2 separate regions of the Homo sapiens genome follow, and region 2 is linked to region 1. A link is a loop called in an ENCODE intact Hi-C map of the cell type or tissue named here. Cell type or tissue: A673. All regions are shown on one strand.

Region 1 (8,000 bases):
TGACACAGCAAGACTCTCTCTCAAAAAAAAAAAATAATAAAAAATAAGCAGGTCCTATGATATTTCCTTTACAGAACTGCTGTCTCCAAGAGTGTTTTTTCCTAGGTGCAAGGAGGAGAGACTGGAAAATGGGAAACACAATTAACATGAAGAAAGAAGCATCCTGAATGTTTTCTTTTCCACCATGGTCTTATGTTTAGTTACCATTTAAAGCTTGAAAGTAGCTGTCTTTACTGAACACTGAATGTGAAATGCTTTACACACATTTAACCCACACAGCTATTCTACAAGGTGACTGTTATTCTCATTTTACAGAGGAGGAAACTGAGCCATCAGGAGAAAAGCAATCTGTGGTATTGTGTCCAGAATTGTGGGGTTCTTGGCCTCACTGACTCCAAGAATGAAGCCGCAGACACTCGCGGTGAGTGTTACAGCTCTTAAGGTGGTGCGTCTGGAGTCTATCCCTTCTGATGTTCAGATGTGTTCGGAGTTTCTTCCTTCTGGGGGGTTCGTGGTCTCGCTGGCTCAGGAGTGAAGCTGCAGACCTTCGCAGTGAGTGTCACAGCTCTTAAAGCAGCGTGTCTGGAGTTGTTTATTCCTTCCGGTGGGCTTGTGGTCTTGCTGGGCTCAGGAGTGAAGCTGCAGATCTTCGCGGTGAGTGTTACAGCTCATAAAAGCAGCATGCACCCAAAGAGTGAGCAGTAGCAAGATTTATTGCAAAGAACAAAGCTTCCACAGTGTGGAAGAAAACCTGAGCAGGTTACCAATGCTGGCTCGGGCAGCCTGCTTTTATTCTCTTATCTGGCCCCACCCACATCCTGCTGATTGGTAGAGCCAAGTGGCCTGTTTTGTCAGGGCGCTGATTGGTGCATTTACAATCCCTGAGCTAGATACAAAGGTTCTCCACGTCCCCATCAGATTAGTTAGATACAGAGTTTCGACACACAGGTTCTCCAAGGCCCCACCAGAGCAGCTAGATACAGAGTGTCGATTGGTACATTCACAAACCTTGAGCTAAACACAGGGTGCTGATTGGTGTGTTTACAAACCTTGAGGTAGATACAGAGTGCCGATTGGTGTATTTACAATCCTTGAGCTAGACATAAAGACTCTCCACGTCCTCACCAGAGCAGCTAGATACAGAGTGTCGATTGGTGCACTCACAAACCTTGAGCTAAACACAGGGTGCTGATTGGTGTATTTACAATCCCTGAGCTAGATATAAAGACTCACCACGTCCTCACCAGAGCAGCTAGATACAGAGTGTCGATTGGTGCACTCACAAACCTTGAGCTAAACACAGGGTGCTGATTGGTGTATTTACAATCCCTGAGCTAGATATAAAGACTCTCCACGTCCCCACCAGACTCAGGAGCCCAGCTGGCTTCACCTAGTGGATCCCGCACCGGGGCTGCAGGTGGAGCTGCCTGCCAGTCCTGCGCCGTGCGCTCGCATTCCTTAGCCCTTGGGTGGTCGATGGGACGGGGCGCCTGGAGCAGGGGGTGGTGCTCGTCCGCGAGGCTCGGGCCGCACCGGAGCCCATGGAGGGGGTGGGAGGCTCAGGCATGGCGGGCTGCAGGTCCCTAGTCCTGCCCGGCGGGAAGGCAGCTAAGGCCCGGCAAGAAATCGAGCGCAGCGCCGGTGGGCCAGCACTGCTGGGGGACCCAGTACACCCTCCGCAGCCACTGGCCCGGGTGCTAAGTACCCCATTGTCCGGGGCCAGCAGGGCTGGCTGGCTGCTCCGAGTGCGGGGCCAGCCAAGCCCACGCCCACCCGGAACTCCAGCTGGCCCGCAAGCGCCGCACGCAGCCCCGGTTCCGGCTCGTGCCTCTCCCTCCACACCTCCCTTCAAGCTGAGGGAGTGGGCTCCGGCCTTGGCCAGCCCAGAAAGGGGCTCCCACAGTGCAGTGGGGGGCTGAAGGGCTCCTCAAGTGCCACCAAAGTGGGAGCCCAGGCAGGGGAGGTGCCGAGAGCAAGCGAGGGCTCTGAGGACTGCCAGCACGCTGTCACCTCTCAGTATTTTACAGAGTAAGTAGTGGTAAAGACCCACGCTTTTCACTATATTATTTTGACTGCTGTGATTCACTGCCCTCCTTCTCTACTGCTTCTTAAACTTTCCTGGTTAAGTGTTAACAAACAGAGGTATAGAGAGAAGGGCTGGGTCTTGCCACTCAACGTGTGGTCTTTGGACCAACAACAGGTATTACGTGGGAGCTCGTTAGAACTGCAGAATCGCAGCCTTAGCCTAGCCATGCTGAGTCAGGATCTGCAAGTGTAGGTGCGACTCCACAGGCCTCACACCCATGGAGCTGGCCCTGCCTACAGGAGAGACATCTGCACGTGAAAGCATGAGAAGCATTGTCCTAGAGGATTTTGTGATGCAATCTTTCACCAACGGGATGGCTTTAGTTTTATCTTTTTGCCTTTTTATCTCAAAGTATTTTAAAATGTTTCATTTATGCTCCTTAATATATCCATTGGTCTTACTATAAAATAACATTTACCCCAAAAAACCTTGAAGGAAAACTGATACTCTGATATGGTTTGGCTCTGTGTCCCCACCCAAATCTCATCTCAAACTGTAATTCCCATATGTCAAGGCAGGGATCTGGTGGGAGGTGATTGGATCATGGGAGTGGTTTCTCCTGTGATGTTCTTGTGACGGTGTGTGTAAGTTTTCATGAGATCTGAAGCTTTGAAAGTGTTTGGCAGTTTCCCCTGTCTTCTCTTTCTCACCTGCTGCCATGTAAGACATGCCTTGCTTCCCCTTGGCTTTCTGCCATGATTGTAGGTTTCCTAAGGCCTCTCCATCCATGCAGAACTGTGTGTCAATTAAACCTCCTTTCTTTATAAAGTATCCACTTTTGGATATGTCTTTATAGCAGGGCGAAAATGGACTAATACATACTCTTAGATGATACACTGTGTTTACTTACCGTATCAGTACCTACAGGATTCTGCTTATTCCAGAAAGTCCACACATCCTAGTGTGGAAAACCTGGGCTTAGCCCATCCTAGGTGTAGACTGCAGAGCCCTTGCGTAGATGCTTTTGACAGAATCACCTCCATATGAGTTTCATGTCCTATTTGTCCAAGAAGTTGAGCATTCATGCAATGTCTCCTTAAACCCCTTATTTAAGCTCTCCAAATCTCAGTCTTCTCATCTATAAAATGGGAAGAATAGCACCTATCATCGAGGTATGTTGTGAAGTTTAAACAAATAATACATAAGGCCGGGCATGGTGGCTCATTCCTGTAATCCCAGCACTTTGGGAGGCTGAGGGGGGTGGATCGCTTGAGTCTAAAAGTTCAAGACCAGCCTGGGTGACATGGTAAAACCTTGTCTCAAAAAATAAAAACAAAAACACACAAAAAACTAGCCGGGCATGGTGGCGCATGCCTCTAGTGCCAGCTACCCGGGGGGTGGGGGGTGGGTGGGGAGGCTGAAGTGAGAGGATCGCTTGAGCCCGGGAGGCGGAGGTTACAGTGAGCTGAGATTGTGCCATGGCACTCCAGCCTGGGTGACGGAGAGAGAACTTGTCTCGAAAAAAAAAAAAAGAAAAGCTTAGAGTCTGGTGAAGATGACTTTTATATTTTTCAGTGAGAGAAACTATTTCTAAAAAGAACTCTAAGGTCACTGGGAGGAGCAACAGCAGCAGCATTGACAAGAGGGTCTCTTACACCAAGTCAACGTTCGTCGGTTGCATATTAAAGAATAAGAGCTGGGCAGCACTGTGGATGCCCCTCAAGGCTCAAGGGGGCGCTCTAAGCTTCAATTCTAGGGACTTGGCAAGCACATTCAGCCAGGGCTTGTGCTTTGAATACAAGCAGAGGCAGGGGAGTTTTGCAGAGAAGGAGGTAGGTGGGCTGTGCTTAGGAAAATTGGATTTTCTGCCAGTCTGGGCATGTGGAAGCTTGAGAGATGCATTTGGGAACATTTTTGGGAAAATATTTTTTACCTCTCAAATTCTACAATTGAATATGGTAACTTAAATATATGTATATATTTAGGTTATATACATTAAACATGCTATTGTAAAAATTTCAAATATTAGAGAAAGTGTAGCTTTGAAGGTGAAAGTCCCCCCACTATGGCCCTTCCACTTAAAGAAGAAAAAGTGTTAAGCGTATTTGTTATGCATATTTGCTATGTAAAGTGTTAAGCGTATTTGCTATGACTAAATTAACTACTCAGCTAAATCACTATATGTATACAAGAACATACGCATATGTTTTTATATAAGTATAAGTGCTGACATTTATTTTTTATTTATTTATTTTTTGAGACATGGTCTTGCTTTGTCACCCAGGCTGAAGTGCAGTGGTGCCATCTTGGCTCACTGTAACCTCTGCCTACTGTGTTCAAGTGATTCTTGTGCCTCAGCCTCCCGAGTAGCTGGGACTACAGGCATGTGCCACCATGCCTGGCTAATTTTTAAATTTTTGGTAGAGACAGGGTTTCGCCATGTTGGCCAGTCTGGTCTCGAACTCCTGACCTCAAGTGGTCCGCCTGCCTCGGTCTCCCAAAGTGCTGGGATTACAGGTATGAGCCACCATGCCTAGCCATGAATGCTGACATTTAGCTTCACAAGGCTAACTTGAGCTGTGAAGCAAAAGCCTGGAAAGCTTGTGTCGTGTGGCCCAGGACATGCTCTTCCCATGAGCAAGTAGCACAAAAAGCAAATTATCAGAAACTTACGATCTGAGTGTGGAAACAAAACAAAGGGAGGAAATTAATCTTCTGAAATTTCTCTCAACTAAGAGGGTACCCTTCTCTTACTCCCCCTCCAGCACATCCGGGAACTAGTATCTCACAGCACATATTTTGAAAAATGCTGACTTTCTGTTTGTCATTTTTAGGTTTCCTTAAAGCAGAAATTATAGCTAGGTTATGTTGTTGCCTTTTAAATTATTTTTTTTTTAGTTTATTTTTTTATTGATCATTCTTGGGTGTTTCTCGCAGAGGGGGATTTGGCAGGGTCCTAGGACAATAGTGGAGGGAAGGTCAGCAGATAAACAAGTGAACAAAGGTCTCTGGTTTTCCTAGGCAGAGGACCCTGGGGCCCTCCGCAGTGTTTGTGTCCCTGGGTACTTGAGATTAGGGAGTAGTGATGACTCTTAACGAGCATGCTGCCTTCAAGCATCTGTTTAACAAAGCACATCTTGCACCACCCTTAATCCATTTAACCCTGAGTGGACACAGCACATGTTTCAGAGCGCACAGGGTTGGGGGTAAGGTCACAGATCAACAGGATCCCAAGGCAGAATAATTTTTCTTAGTACAGAACAAAATGAAAAGTCTCCCATGTCTACTTCTTTCTACACAGACACGGCAACCATCCGATTTCTCAATCTTTTCCCCACCTTTCCCCCCTTTCCACTCCACAAAACCGCCATTGTCATCATGGCCCGTTCGCAATGAGCTGTTGGGTACACCTCCCAGACGGGGTGGTGGCCAGGCAGAGGGGCTCCTCACTTCCCAGTAGGGGCGGCCGGGCAGAGGCACCCCTCACCTCCCGGACGGGGCGGCTGGCCCGGGCCGGGGGGCTGACCCCCCCCACCTCCCTCCCGGACGGGGTGGCTGGCCTGGCGGGGGCTGACCCCCACCTCCCTCCCGGACGGGGTGGCTGCCGGGCGGAGACGCTCCTCACTTCCCAGACAGGGTGGCTGCTGGGCGGAGGGGCTCCTCACTTCTCAGACGGGGTGGTTGCCAGGCGGAGGGTCTCCTCACTTCTCAGACGGGGCGGCTGGGCAGAGACGCTCCTCACCTCCCAGATGGGGTCGCGGCCGGGCAGAGGCGCTCCCCACATCTCAGACGATGGGCGGCCGGGCAGAGACGCTCCTCACTTCCTAGATGGGATGGCCAGGAAGTGAGGACTGGGCAGCCAGGCAGAGAGGCTCCTCACGTCCCAGACAATGGGCAGCCAGGCAGAGACACTCCTCACTTCCCAGACGGGGTGGCGGCCGGGCAGAGGCTGCACTCTTGGCACTTTGGGAGGCCAAGGCAGGCGGCTGGGAGGTGGAGGTTGTAGCGAGCCGAGATCAAGCCACTGCACTCCAGCCTGGGCACCATTGAGCACTGAGTGAACCAGACTCCGTCTGCAATCCCGGCACCTCGGGAGGCCGAGGTTGGCGGATCACTTGCGGTTAGGAGCTGGAGACCAGCCCGGCCAACACAGCGAAACCCCGTCTCCACCAAAAAAATACGAAAACCAGTCAGGCGTGGCAGCGCGCGCCTGCAATTGCAGGCACACGGCAGGCTGAGGCAGGAGAATCAGGCAGGGAGGTTGCAGTGAGCCGAGATGGCAGCAGTACAGTCCAGCTTTGGCTCGGCATCAGAGGGAGACAGTGGGGAGAGGGGGAGGGGGAGGGGGAGGGGGCCTTTTAAATTATTTACATTTGAGTGAAAGTTAATATTTTTCTTTAACCTACCTATGGGTTCTTTGAAAAGATGTTTAATGACCTATTTAAGGTGACTAAAACCATCATATTAATTTTTTACTCCAAAGATAGTAGTAAAAGGGAAATTTCCGATAGCAGTTATTTAAAATAAATTGACAAGCCAAAAATATAACATATAATATTAATATTATTATCTAATAATTGATTATTAATTATCTAATATTAACATATTTTGGCTTGTCAATTTATTTTAATAATATAATATTAATAATATAATAGATAATATTAATATCTATTAATATTAATAAATATAAAAGTAAACTTTAGCCAGCCATGGCGGTGCACACTTATAGTCCCAGCTACTCAGGAGGCTGATGCAGGAGCCCAGGAATCCAAGGCTATCGTGAGCTATGATCACCCTCATGAAAACCACTGCACTCCAGCCTGGGCAACATAGTGAGATCCCATCTCAGAAAATAAATGTAAATCCTTGCCATTAGCTATGACTATAAATATCTAAAGTGTTTCTTTAAAATTAATCGTTATTCCTGTATCCTTTATCTATGTAAACCTAACGATGTGGGTTATGATTACTTTTAGGCACATAATAGGTGACAAACGGCACCTCTGGTACCAAAGTATTCCTCATCTCATCCACCAGAGGGTACTTGAGAGTTATTCAATAAAAGAACTTGGGAGAGCAAATTTTAAAATTTTAACTAGAAACCACAGTCCTAAAGTGATATATACACACACACTTCTGTTACATTATTAACCAAATTCATTTTGCTAAAAGATAGCCACATGTTTTTTTCCACTAAATTATAGAATTCTGATACTCTTCCATTTGCTTTTTGTTTGTTTGTTTGTTTTTAATTTGTTTTTTTTCAGAGACGGGGTCTCACTATGTGTTGCCCAGGCTGGTCTCAAACTTCTGGACTCAAGCGATCCTCCTGCCTTGGACTCCCAAAGTGCTGGGATTACAGGTGTGAACTGCCGTGCCTGGCCAAGTTAGAATGTCATTCGTATTCTTATACTCAATTTTGAACATTTTTTGAATCTAACCTAGGTTGGGGGTGGGGTACTGTGTATTTTACACACTATATTAAATGTGTTTTTCTATTGAAAATTGTGGTACTTACATTTACTAGAAAAGGCTAGTAATTTTATTATTATAATTCCAGAATTGTTTCTCTATTCTGTGTAATTAGCATATCATTTAACTGGATTTATCCTGGAGTCTCATGAAAGATGCAGCGTGTTATTTTTCTTTCATTAGGTTCATCTTCCACTTTTCTTTCCCATTCCATGTTCCAGTAAGAGCAAATTACTGTACTGTATATTAAAAAACTAAAAATTAGGCCAGGTGTGGTGGCTCACGCCTGTAATCCCAGCACTTTGGGAGGCTGAGGTGGGCGGATCACAAAATCGAGAGTTCAAGACCAGCCTGACCAACATGGTGAAACCCCGTCTCTACTAAAAATACAAAAATTAACCAGGCGTGGTGCCGTGCGCCTGTAATCCCAGCTACTCAGGAGTCTGAGACAAGAGAATCACTTGAACCCGGGAGGTGGAGGTTGCAGTGAGCTGAGATCATG
Region 2 (8,000 bases), 500 kb before region 1:
CCTCCTGAAAGAGAAGAGCAGGAGAGGGGCTGGTGAGGAGGGGCTGACAGCGGCGTCCCTCGTCTGGGCAGCCTCCGCTCTGCCACTCTCCTCCCGTCCTGAGGATGGGACCCCCGGAAAAGAGGCCTGCCATGGCACCCAGAGCAGCCATTTTCCTCCCAGTTCTGGGGCTTTGGAAGGAGCTTGCGGATGAGGAGAGGGAGCCTCCGCAGGGCTCTGGCTCCCCTCCAGGGGCCGAGGCCGCACACAAAGCCGCTCTGTGGGTGAGCTTCAAAGCAGAGCGCCGAGGAGCAGGGAGCCAGCGCCAGCAACACCTCCCCGGTGTGGGGCCGACTCCCCGCCTGGGCGTTTCTCCGAATCCTTGAGGCCCCCTTGGCTTCCGCAAACAATATGGCCCTCTTCAAGTGCCAAAGAAAATAACAAGGGGGTGGAAGCAGAGAGGGGAGGGGAGGGAAACGGGAACAGAGCCTTGGCGAAACCTTTCCATGAAATCAACTGTGCCCTCCGACGGCCGCACACCGATGGCCATCTAGGGCAGGGCCCGCAGCTGAAAAATGTCAAGGCTCATAAACATCTCTCACAGGACGCCAGTAAAGTCCAAAAGGCCCCTCAGGTTTACTAAAGCCAGAAATCAGTAGATGAAAGCTCAGGCCGAACTCAGGAATGGCCCCTTGTTCTGCCAGGAACCCCTGCCTGCCCTGAAGAGCCCCCACGGGCCTGGTAAGCCAGCTCCAGCCAGTGGCCAGTGAGCAAGACCTGAGTCATCGGTCTCACCGGCTCCCTGGCTCTTCCTATCTGCCAGGTAGAGGCTACGACATCAGCCTCAAGCACCCTGGCACAATATTGACGCTTTGATCTTAATGCATATAAAATTCTGAAAATTTTTAAATAAAATAAATCAACTGCCCCTCCACCCACCCTTCGGTGGTAAAAGAGATCTCTGGAAGACCTTTGAGTTTTAAGGGGAGCCTCTATTTCCTTTTTTGTGGAATAGCCCAATTACACCTACTGGATAGGATTGTTGAGGGGACCTGAGAAACTTGAGACGACAAGAACGCGTAGCGCCTCGGCTGGCTGAGGGTGCTGAGTGAGTAGTAGCACCTGACAGGCAGAGGACCCACCTCCTGCCTGGAATCATCAGCAACTGACAATGGTGCGAGTTCTACTCACCTTTAAACGCTGCAAATCGCACCACTGCTATTTGCTGTGGGGTATAACATGTGAGGGACCCTTTCTGTCATCGTCACCTTAGCCACTCTCTGCTCTCTGCCTTTCTTTTCAGGCCCTCGTGTTGTGTTCTCTCCAGCTTTCCCCGTGCCTCAGCCACTCTTCACGTTCCATCTCTGCTCTGTGCTGACCCGGTATGGTGGTGTGGGGAGAGCAATGGCTTTCAAGTTCAGGCTAGGGTTCAAATCCAGCTCTGCCACACGCTGGCGTGGGTTCTTGGGAAAGTCCTTCATGACTTTCAAGTTCCTCTTCTGTGATCTCCTGGGGGACGGGGGACCAAACCTGTCCACCATGAATCCTTAACATACAACGTGTGGCTGCACACATAGTAGATATTCAATAATAATGTTTGTAATAGCATTTAAATCCTCCAGGCTCTGTTCCAGGTACTTTTATGTATATTAAGTCATTTAATCTGCAGAACAGCACTATGATACAGGTGCTGTAATTATTCCAATTTTACCAGTAAGGAAACTAAAGCTTTTATTTATTGAATGAAATGAATAAATGAATGAATGTTTTCCATGGCAGATACAATAATTGTTTATGTCAAAGAGCCTGACCAAGTACCTAATACAGCACCTCTTCCATACCTTATGTCCACCCCACTTTCCATTTCTCCTAAGAACAGAAGGACAGAACTGTTGAACACCAAATCTCTACCCCTGGGCCAGGCAAAGCCACATGCCAGCCTCCCAGACAGATGGCACTCACAACTGTCTAGGCATGTACACGACTCCTCTAAAGGAGTGGGGGCTCTGATCTCAGGATAGAAATTACTCTGAACACCACCAAAAACACAAGAACAACAATACAACCAACTCTCCCATGACCACCTTCCTCTGGAGGTGCCTACTATGGTGACGCAAGGACTGTCAGACTCTGGGCAATGTCTAATAACCCAAGGTTCTTGGCACAAGATTGCCAGTAACTGTGCAGAAACAAATAGCCAGCATTGGGCAGCTGCCCTTTAAAGCATAGGGAATCAAAACCAGCTTCAAATGGTTTCTGACACACGGTAGGCATTTAGTAACTATTGAATTGGTTGGTAAGTTTCTGTGTGCCATTCTACATACATTAACCCCAAACTCCATAATAGTCCTGGGCATTGAGCATATTATCCCCATTTTACAGATGAGGAAACTGAGACTTCAATGTCCACAGACCTTGCCAAGCGGAAAGTGGTAGAATCAGAATTTCAACCCAGCTTGTCAAACAGCTGAGTTTGTGCTTTTGATATCATGTTATCTGGAATCAAATAACTGAAGGGCTGTTTTCTTTCTTTCTCCACTAAATGCCTTTTTTTTTGAGCATCAGCACCAAGACTGGTTCTTTCTTGCCCCTGTCATTCCCTCTATGATGCCAAAGTTCATCTGTAGGATCCAGTCCCTCTGGTTTTCTCTGCAGAATAGAAGGTGACCTGGGCTCTGCAGAACACCCAGGGCTGGAGGCCCTTTCAACTTATTGGCTGAGGAATGAGGATGTTACTTAACTGATGCATCCTTCAGGGGCCCTCTCGAAGGCTGTCTTGGGACTGTTGTCCCTCACTTCTTTCTCCTTTGGTGCAGCCTGTGACTCATACTGGACATCAGTCCACCCTGAATACTGGACTAAGCGCCATGTGTGGGAGTGGCTCCAGTTCTGCTGCGACCAGTACAAGTTGGACACCAATTGCATCTCCTTCTGCAACTTCAACATCAGTGGCCTGCAGCTGTGCAGCATGACACAGGAGGAGTTCGTCGAGGCAGCTGGCCTCTGCGGCGAGTACCTGTACTTCATCCTCCAGAACATCCGCACACAAGGTCAGTGTTCAGAGGGCCAGACCTCCAGGGGAGGGACCAGGATTAGGACCAAACAACTTTGAGAAGTCCTTTCCCATCGTGTGAATTGCACAGCAAAATTTTACTAACTGGAGTTCTCGTTAATCCAAACCTTCAATAACTGGAAGCTAGTATGCCAGAATTGGGGATTTTAGGGAAAAGGGAGCGAGTTACAAAAATGCAAATTGAGTGCATTTAAAAAAAGAGAAAGAAAAACGGACACCACGTTCAGGGACTGCCCAGGCACCAGGCTGATAATAATACAGTATATTCATAATGATTTGAAACCACACAGGATGGACAAAAAAGAGGTTTGTGCTTCATCTCTCATTAAGCAGAAGAGGAATAAAATTAAATAGACTACCTTCCCTTTTCTACAGGAGTCCAACTAATTATCATTTCATCACATTCCTAATGGTCAAGGATCAAGTGGCCAGAAGGTGGCGCCAATAGCATTATTTAACTCTTCAACAGGCCTTTTGCATGCAGAATGTCGATGAACATTTTTTCAATCCAGAAAGGTTCTTTGAGAACATCGAGCTCTAATGTCTCAAAGTCACACATAGATAAAGGAACTGATATCCTGAGACATTAAGTGACTTCCTCAAGGTCACACAGCAAACAGGGCTGATTCACAGAAAGTCAGTACAAAGCAAGGGCTTGGAGATCCGAAAGACCTGTGTTCCAACCCTGGCTCCAATACTCCGAGCTACGGAACCTCTGGCGAGTGGCTTAAGCTGTCTGAATCCCCACTGCCTCATCTGTCCAATGGGATAATGACACCTCCATGGGCTTTTTGAGAGGATTCAGGGAAATATTACCTAGAACAGCATATGAAGATGGAAATGCAGTAAATGGCAGCTGTTTTTCCATCATCATTAATATAATCAAGAGGCATATTATAGGATGTTAAAGGAAGCCTATCTCAGCTCAGTTTTAAGAAGGATCTTTTTAAAGGTTAGTACCTTCTTTTGAAAAGGTAATTCAGAAGATACAGGAGATAGGACGATCCCCACCACTGGAGATAATCAAGTAGTCTAATAGCCCCCTGCTTGAAGAGGAGGATATGACAGCGCCTCTTGTTTGCACAGAAAAACCACAGAGGACCCTCCTGCTCTGTGATTCTTTGGCCTCCTCTTGATCCTCATCCATCATGAGCGCTTGAAGGCAGAAAAGCTAAGAATGGTGGCCCTTGGGCACTACATGGCTGGGGCCCTGGGAGCCAAAACTCCAGTGACAATGACCTGCCAAGAGCTGGGATCTGTGTCCTGTGCTCAGAGTGGGCACTCCCTGAAAGAGGACAAGTTTGACCAAGTCACAACGGCTCCAGAAGAAGGAGCTTGGGACTCCATTTAGGATCCTCCCAAGGGAACAGGCTCGCACAAAAATCCTAGGGCCACAGAGAGGGGTGTATTTTATTCTGGAAAAAGATGCAGTTTGGCAATGCCAGCTTGGCCAAATGTCAAGTCAACCTCATTTGTCTCCATGCTCTTGTGCAGCCCCTGTGCTGGCATCTCCCACCACAAGCACCTCTCTTCCCTGGCAATGGTTGCATCAAAAAACAAACAAACAAAAAAAACCTGTTGGCCAGGCACAGTTGCTCAGGCCTGTAATCCCAATACTTTGGGAGGCTGAGGCAGGCAGATCATCTAAGGTCAGGAATTCGAGACAAGCCTGGCCAACATGGTGAAACCCCGTCTCTACTAAAAATACAAAATTAGACAGGCATGGTGGTGCGTGCCTATAATCCCAGTTACTCAGGAGGCTGAGGCATGAGAATCACTTGAACCCAGGAGGTGGAGGTTGCAAGTGAGCCGAGATTGCACCATTGCACTCCAGCCTGGGCAAAAAGAGCAAAATCCTGAAAAAAAAAAAAAAAACAAACCTGTCCCTGGTTTTATTACCCCAGGGCCCTGTGCAAAACTAATAGGCTAAACCTAAAAAAGCCAACTGCTTTTTAATAGGTCATACATTACCTCTTCTTATTGTAAGGAATTCCTGCAATCACAATGCCACCTTTAATGGTGGGATTTCAAGCACTCTCTAGGCCAGGAGTGTTCCATATTGAGCAGTAAAACTATCTACTCCACCAATCTACTCCATTCTGAAATTCCTCTTTTAATGTTTCTCAATCAGATATGTGGATTGTAGATTGTGGAGATATATATATTGTGATCAAAGTTCACACTGTCTCCCATTTGCCCAGGAGACATCGTTTCTGCCTGTGATCCTAGAGTAATTATTATTACCATAGCACTACCTTTCATCCTCAAAAGTGTCTCCATTTAGATCATAAATTCTACAGTTGACTGGGGGTTATTACCTCATGTATGCCTTATACTACCCCATAGGTTTTGACTCTGGCAGAACAGGACACAGAATAAGGCAGTTTTATGGAGGAGAGGAGCTGGAAGGGGGTTGTAAGGCCTCAGCACCATCCAGCTCGGTAGGTATTGCAGTAGGATTTAAGGGCCTAGCAACCTGGGGACACTGGTTGCTGGGAAGCAAGGTCAGAGGTTGGCTTCCACAGCCTAGGAGGGGAATGAGCCCCTCTTCAATCTCCCATCCTGTTCTCAGTCGGCCCTTTGGACAGAGTCAACTGAGGCGCGTGGCTGACCAAAACCAATGAGAACATGACGCCAAGAATAAAAAATCACAACTGTGCCCTGCTCCAGTCTGCTTAGCAAGTAGAGATTAGTCCTCGTGTTGGACCAAGCTAGGACATAGGTATCCTTCAGCCTAAACTGCTATGTGAAAACACAATCTCAAACTCCTCATTCAACCCCAGCCCACCCCATTCTACAGAGGAGAGAACCAAGGTCCTGACATCATCTTCCATATCCTCATTAAACTCAGCATTCACATAGAGCTTTGCACTTCTTGCAACCTCCTATGCCCATTCTCCCCACTGACCAGCACATAACAGGCATTCCAATCCCCAAGGGATTAGAGGCCATGTCAGAGACTATAGACTCTTAGCCACAGGGGAGCTTAGTGGGTATTTTATCTCGTGATGTCAATGAGAAAAACCAACAAGCCCAGAGACTGAGTGAGCAAGGCTGCACAGGGATCAGTAGCCCGGCCCAGCTCAGAGCCCAGCCCTGGACCCCAGACCAGAGCTTACTCCCCAGTGCCTGCTCAGAAAATCTGCAGAGGCTGCTGGGAAGCCTGGTTCTGGGTGCTCCCTCCAAATGACCTTTAATAATGAGGAAATTATCACCTCTCAGGGATGGCTTCAGGGTGACACTCTAAGACCAGATGGTCTCCAAGGTTCCCTCTAAATTGTAACCAACCTCAAGAGGGACAGTCACTCCACTTCCCTCCAACACCCCCTCTCCTGGCCTGGCCAGTGGAAACCAGGATTGCATGGTATGGTTTCTGGATTTCTTTTTCTTTCCCAGGTTACTCCTTTTTTAATGACGCTGAAGAAAGCAAGGCCACCATCAAAGACTGTAAGTAACCAAGCGCAAGCCACCCAAGGCTCTGTCAAGGTTGTCATTGGTACATGGGCTTGACCATTCTTTTAGGATCATACTGAAAAGCTGATGAACCAAAACAATCCCAGACCTGGAGAAAGCAGTGGGGAAAAGCGTGGTGGAAAGAGTGTGACAGAAAGAGCGTGGGTGTGGGTCTGTAGGACCATAGCTTGGGTCTATGGATTGCTTATCGTCTGAGACTCCATTCCCCTATCTGTAAAATAGTGTGACCCTTGTGGGTCGTGGTAAGTTTGAGAAATGATGCACACAAAGAGCCCAGCATGCGCCACCAGTGTAGATGCTCCCAAACCAGTATCCATTTGTCATACATTAATAATACTATTAGAAGCCTTGTGGTTCATAATGCTTAAGAAGACTCTGAGCTCACTAAGCAGGTAGAGTTTATAATTATAAGACGATGGAGGATCTCAAATAGCCTTGTTGATGCTGATGATTAACCTTCCCTGTTTCACTTGGGCAGATGAAGAAGGCTCGGGAAAGGGATCTTTGGTGCTTTCATTTTTCAAAGATGACAATGATGATTACTATTAGTTACTGAGTCCCTGGCCCAGAGGCCAGGAGGAAATGTGGTCCTGGGCAAACCCCATTCCCCCATGGGCTTCAGCTCAGTCATCTGCAGAGAGGGAGCAGAGCGCATGGTGATTTCCAAGGCCTCTGAGGGCTGCAAGCTGGAGGGGCAGACACAGAGGGACTGTTCTTATGGGTTATGATTTTTTCCTCCTTACAGTCCCAAACAATCAACTGAGGACTCACGTTACTTGGATCCTAGTTAACAAAAGTTTTTGGAATTTCGTTTTTCGTTTTGTTTTTGGTGCTTTAGCACAGGAATGGCCAGTTCGTGGACCACACGCTACGGGCTTAAGCAGGTGCACCCTGCTCTGCAGACCGCAGCTGCCCTCACACGAGCAGCTCTGCATTCTGCCAGGTTTCATCACTCGGGGCCCCGGGGTGTAGCATCTCACCCACCTGTGAACAAAGCTCACACACTGTTTCCTGGTGCTGGTAGAATCCCTTGTGATCCATCTGCAGCAGCCTGGGGGATGTAAATCCCAGCTTTTACCACCACACCTAACCCAGTCAAAGCCCCTGGAAGAAATGAGCCTGTGAAGCCTGGGAGACATTACTGTGGCCAAAGGCTTGAGCCACAGGCAGGCATTTGCTTTACTCTCTAAGTAGTAGTGACCTAGACCTGACCAACCCTTTCTCCAGGGGTCAGTGTCTTCACCTACAAATAGGAATCACTTACCAGCCTGCCTTCCACACGACAAAAGGAAGCTAATACAATGGAAAGAGAAGGTGTGTCCAGTAAGTTCTTTTGAAGTAGGTGTAACCTGAATATATAACTAGCCACAGTTAGATTCAATGTGCTGATGATTATGATGATGAGGATAAGGATGAGGATGACAGCTAGCATTTATTGAGTGCTTCCTATGAACCAGGCCCTGTGCTAATATCT

Evidence for each region. Hi-C counts contacts between places; a loop is a spot of excess contacts. Peaks named below come from ENCODE experiments on the same cell type or tissue, not always from the same donor. Only the 100,000 strongest peaks of a DNase experiment are listed, where the experiment ranks them.
Region 2: it touches region 1 in a loop (4-fold over the local background); 18 of 110 quality-filtered maps call a loop at or near these places.

Annotation. Positions count from the first base shown.
Region 1 is chr11:33,983,933-33,991,932 of GRCh38, reverse strand. No RefSeq gene overlaps it. Among named protein-coding and RNA genes, the nearest start is that of CAPRIN1, 64 kb to the left of the region's middle. RefSeq lists an enhancer at 1,613-2,184. In A673, CTCF peaks have their summits at 3,748 (motif pointing right) and 7,051 (motif pointing right); DNase peaks (open chromatin) are centred at 3,772 and 7,062; H3K27ac peaks cover 2,767 bases.
Region 2 is chr11:34,488,508-34,496,507 of GRCh38, reverse strand. It overlaps ELF5 (E74 like ETS transcription factor 5), which reads left to right. Exons shown (of 7, transcript NM_001422.4): 3 at 2,796-3,029; 4 at 6,449-6,499. Among named protein-coding and RNA genes, the nearest start is that of ELF5, 21 kb to the left of the region's middle. RefSeq lists an enhancer at 1-360. In A673, CTCF peaks have their summits at 3,276 and 3,479 (motif pointing right); DNase peaks (open chromatin) are centred at 251 and 3,507.